2 separate regions of the Homo sapiens genome follow, and region 2 is linked to region 1. The links are chromatin loops, found by intact Hi-C in ENCODE. Cell type or tissue: heart left ventricle. All regions are shown on one strand.

Region 1 (2,500 bases):
ATAAGGAGACCTAATCTCTATAAAAATTTAAAATTTTTGTATACTACAGCCTCGGTGACAGAGACCTCAATTCAAAAAATAAATAATAGAAATCTCAACAGTCTTTTAGGCCTTCCAATCATCAGTTCCTACCAATGCCAGCATTGTTTTATGCCATCGCCTCTACCACCAGGTCCCCCTTACTTTTAGTTGCTGTCCTACAAGTCTTCTTTAGGCTTTTCCAGCAGCGTCTTCCAGTTTCAAGACTTTTCCCTAAGCTGTCCAATTTGTATGGAATGCTGTTCCCACTCTTACCTCCTTTAACTAATTAATCCCTATTCATCTTTCAGATCTTAGCTGATTAAATAAGTAGGCTACTCGCCCTGCACTTCTCATAACACTTCTTCCGACTGTAATTAAACTAATTATGCAATTACTTAGTCTGTCTCCTCAAGTAGGCTGTAGGGACTTATGTGTCTTGGTTATAGCTATATCCCCAGGGCTTAGCATCATGCCTAACCCATAAGTACCCAATAAATACTTCTTGAACAAAGAGCAATGGTTTGGGAAAGTAAAGAGTTTCGTGTGACTGGAGGTTAGAGAGATTTGCCATAAACCTTCCTAAAACCTGTTTATCAGTGGTCTCTGGTGCCCACCAATAAAAAGTGCATAAGATAGGGCCTTAGGGGCCGAGTGACAAGGTCTGGGCAGGACTGTTGCCTCCTGCAGGTCACCTATGCACACTGACTATAGTGTCTGATGGAGAAAGCCCCTGTCCCCACCTTTTGTGATTTTGCAAGCTAGGATTCCCTAACTTCTTAATGTAAGTCGCTTGGACTCTTCAAATTACTAAACCTAGGCACTGGTCAGGACAGGGGGATGGAAACTTAAGGCCCAGGTCCAGCACTGCCTTGAAACCAACGGACAATCATTGCCCTGATCGCTCACTCCTGAGGTGGCCAATTTGAGGCATTCTTGAGAAGACTCCAGGGAAGCATGCAGTGCTTAAGATGTGCCAGTAGATGGCGCTACTTCCCAACGTGCCTAATGCAAGGATACAGAATTACTCAGCCTCCTCACAGGTTCCTCCAGAACCAGGATATGAATATTTGGGCTTCAAGGGCAGGTCACATCCAGCAGCCCGAGGTCTGTCATCCCTGAGGGAAACAGCCTCCATCTCAGGCCTGACCAGGCAAATAAGACAAGCAAGCAATATGGATGCTCCAATGGCTTTATTAACTCCCTCTTTCCGTTGTGGCAGGACCTCATTAGCTGCAGAGCTGGAAGGGAGGCCAAGAAGCTGTGGTCTCAGTACGGGTCATTAAAGGGGTACAGAGGATGCCCTGCATCCCTTGGGACTCTCTTCCCATCCACCTGGAAAGAGAGACAGATAGATTACTCCATCAGCAGGAGTTGCCATTCCAAAGACTCCAGGCATCTTCCCCAAATCTTCCTAAACAAACTCACCTGTGTACAGCACTATGCCAGATGGCATTGGCTGGGATCCCCATCCTCAGAGAACACCACAGTATCAACACCATTCTAGCACCAAACCCATAGCCTGATATGTAGCTACCCCTGCCCCTAAGAGTTTGCAGTCTGAACTGAGATCAAGAGGCCAGGAACCATTTATTTCCCTAAGTACAGCCGACTTCCCTCCCAACCCCAATCCCTCGAGTGAGGTCAACAACGCCTTCTGGGCTCTCCTCATATCATTTACTGAGAATCTACTACATGTCAGGAACTGGGCTCATTTTACACATAGGAAGCTGAGGCTTGGAGAAGTTTAATAACTTGCTCTAGGTTACAAGATATCAAGAAGCAGGACTGGGACTCACAGGTTATATGCCTTATCCCTGAGCCATACTACTTCCCTGAGCTCAATAAAGAGAAATGAGGGCACTATGTCCAGCATAGCAATCCCACCCACAACATTGTGTCCTTCTCACAACCAGCAAGCCTTAGGTCACACCTGGGCCAGAATCCCACCCCAAATCTCACATTCCCCAAGTCTAGGAGGCTGATACATCCTCACCGTAAGCATAGGCACAATATATCTCCAATTTTTGTTCAGGGCATTTAGCTGCTTCATCTCTTCTGGGCTAAAGGTGAAGTCAAACACCTGAGGATGGAGAGTGGGGTTCAAGAAAGCCAGCTTTGTGAGCAGAAGCTGGGGTTCCACAACACTGCCTTTTTAGCCAGGTAGAGTCAGGGCCAAGAAAATGTCCCAAAGAGCTAAAGAAGATAGAACCCATTACCAAGTACCTTGATGTTCTGAAGGATTCGAGAAGGAGTGATACTTTTGGGGATGCAGATCACTTTCCGCTGGACCTGCCACCTAAGTTGGGGGATTAGACAGATGAGGAAAAGGGGTCAGTATTCATAAGCACTATTTTGTTCCCCATGCAGCTTCCCTAAGCTCCTGGAGCACCTGAGCCCTGCTGAAATGGGAAATATGCCTACAGTGGCCTCCCTCCAGATCACAAGGCAAGATCCTCAGCCTCACCCAGACACTGAAATA
Region 2 (2,500 bases), 210 kb after region 1:
GTAGCTCACGCCTGTAATCCTAGCACTTTGGGAGGCTGAGGCGGGTGGATCACCTGAGGTCAGGAGTTCGAGACAAGCCTGGCCAACATGGGAAAACCCTGTCTCTACTAAAAAATACAAAAATTAGCTGGGTGTGGTGACACAGCCTGTAATCCCAGCTACACGGGAAGCTGAGGCTGGAGAATCACTTGAACCTGGGAGGTGGAGGTTGCAGTGAGCCGAGATGGCGCCACTGCACTCCAGCCTGAGGGACAGAGTGAGACTCCGTCTCAAAAAAAAGAAAGAAATCTTCCTTGTTGACAAATCTCAAATTTCCTTTTCTTATGCATGCAGAGGTCTTGAAACATTGAGAAGCGGTTTCTGAGGGCCTACAGGCTTATCAGCCCAACTAATGTATTCACCAAAGGCAGGCAAGAGAAATGGGTTGTAAAAGCAAATTCCATTTGTTTTCCCTCTCTGGTCCTTGGTTTGCGCTTTTTCCAGTTTGCCTGGAGAAGCCAGAATCTATTAGCCAAGTGTGATTCCTCATCTTTTGTCACCTTTTCCTGTGCTCTCCACCCTCTGGCTTTGCATATGGATTTCCAGGGCCTTCAGAGACACTGCTGAACAGAGTAAACAAGTGTTTCCCAGAACCAAGAGTCCTGGTGTCACCTGGCCTATAGAGAGTGCACATACAGTCTTTTCATTATAGTGTCTTCTGCCTGGCACTCAGTTGGGAAACCTGAGTGGCTCCTGAAGACAGGCCCGACATATCACACTGTCATCATGCTAAAGAAGTGAACCACTGCCTACCTTTTGACTTTCAGAGCTAAAGAAATCTGCCTGCATGATTAGATGTCAGCTTCACTGCCCACTTATAACCCTGAAGTTCACAAGCTCAGTTTCTTTTCAGCAAATGGGCACCTCAAATGTGAATCTTGGGCAGATTCAACTAGAATGAAGAGAGCAAGGCGCTGTGCTTATGCCGTCATTATGCCTTATTTTAAGATTTTCAAAGATGGATTATCAAGCAGGATGAAGCAGATCAACAAGTTTCCCTTTTGAGAAGTTGGAAGATTTATTTTTAGTCATTCTTTCTGTCTTGCCAAAACTGGTCCGACGCTTCCAAGGATCTGAAGTGCTGCATGGTGCTGCCCCCAACTGGTTCTTTTTGGTGCTTATATTATTACCACATCAGAAAATATATGACATTTAAATTTTTTTCGAAGCGCTTTCACATATTTTATTTTATTATTATTTTTTTGAGACAGAGTCTCACCCTGTTGCCCAGGCTGGAGTGCAGTGATATGATCTCTGCCCACCGCAACCTCTGCCTCCAAGGTTCAAGTGATTCTCGTGCCTCAGCCTCCCAAGTAGCTGGGATCACAGTCGTCTGCCACCATGCCCTGCTTATTTTTGTATCTTTAGTAGAGATGGGGTTTCACCATGTTGGCCAGACTGGTCTCGAACTCCTAGCCTCAGGGGATCCACCTGCCTTGGCCTCCCAAAGTGCTAGGAATACAGGTGTGAGCCATCTCGCCTGGCCAACTTTTACATATTTTTTTTTCAAGACAGGGTCTCACTCTGTTGCCTAGGCTGGAGTGCAGTGGCTCAATCTCACTTCACTGCAGCCTCCGCCTCCCGGGTTCAAGTGATTCTCCTGCCTCAGCCTCCCGAGTAGCTGGGATTACAGGCACCCACCACCATGCCCGGCTAATTTTTGTATTTTTAGTAGAGATGGGGTTTCACTATGTTGGCCAGGCTAGTCTTGAACTCCTGACCTTAGGTGATCTGCCCGCCTTGGCCTCCCAAAGTGCTGAGATTACAGGCGTGAGCCACGGCGCCTGGCCAACTTTCACATATTTTATTAGATTCTCATAACAACACTGCAAATTAGGTGAATCAGGGATTATCATACCTACTTATAGTTGAGAAAAGTGAAAGATGGATAGCCTTATTAGTTGATTTGTCCAAGTTAAATGGCTATTAGGAGGCTGAATTGGGCTAGAATTCAGATATTTCTCCTCTTATCCCATTAAGTTCCCTAGTCCTTTGTAAATGCAATGGTACCCAAAAATATGTATTAAGATATAAATTTTAGGCTTAGAGGAATTTCCCTCTTTTTCTCCCTTGGGAGGAGGAGGGAGATAATACATCATATAAGGTTTGAGTAAATTCATTTTTGAGCTCCTGTGCTGCATGAGGCTCTCTTACTCAGATGCTGTGGTCTCTAAGTCTCCAGTGCAACGTAGTGGTAAAGAGTATGGACTCTGGAGCCAGACTGCAGAGTCTGCCAGTCTCTGCCACTTAATAACTGGATAACTTTAAGCAAGTTGCTTAATTTCTAAATGCCTTCTCTAAAATGAGTAATAGTATGTAGTCATTTTGTAGTCCATAGCACGATGATTGGATTTTCATGTGCATGTGTGAGGTGTACTACCCTCAAACCTTATTAATGTCTGCACGTTGTCTGACATGAAAAAAAAAAGGAAAAAAAGTACCAGTGTACCTACCTTATAGG

What was found. Hi-C counts contacts between places; a loop is a spot of excess contacts. Peaks named below come from ENCODE experiments on the same cell type or tissue, not always from the same donor. Only the 100,000 strongest peaks of a DNase experiment are listed, where the experiment ranks them.
Region 2: it touches region 1 in a loop (7-fold over the local background); 84 of 110 quality-filtered maps call a loop at or near these places.

What each region holds. Positions count from the first base shown.
Region 1 is chr1:45,568,744-45,571,243 of GRCh38, reverse strand. AKR1A1 (aldo-keto reductase family 1 member A1) reads right to left here. Exons shown (of 9, transcript NM_153326.3): 7 at 2,245-2,317; 8 at 2,015-2,101; 9 at 1,195-1,353. The coding sequence ends at 1,288. Among named protein-coding and RNA genes, the nearest start is that of NASP, 14 kb to the left of the region's middle. In heart left ventricle, a CTCF peak has its summit at 995 (motif pointing right); a DNase peak (open chromatin) is centred at 1,013.
Region 2 is chr1:45,358,607-45,361,106 of GRCh38, reverse strand. All of the region lies in intron 4 of TESK2 (testis associated actin remodelling kinase 2), which reads left to right. It also overlaps the pseudogene LOC124904849. Among named protein-coding and RNA genes, the nearest start is that of TOE1, 20 kb to the right of the region's middle. RefSeq lists enhancers at 143-642, 773-852, 1,113-1,212. In heart left ventricle, a CTCF peak has its summit at 1,133 (motif pointing left); a DNase peak (open chromatin) is centred at 1,126; H3K4me3 peaks cover 738 bases; H3K27ac peaks cover 1,057 bases.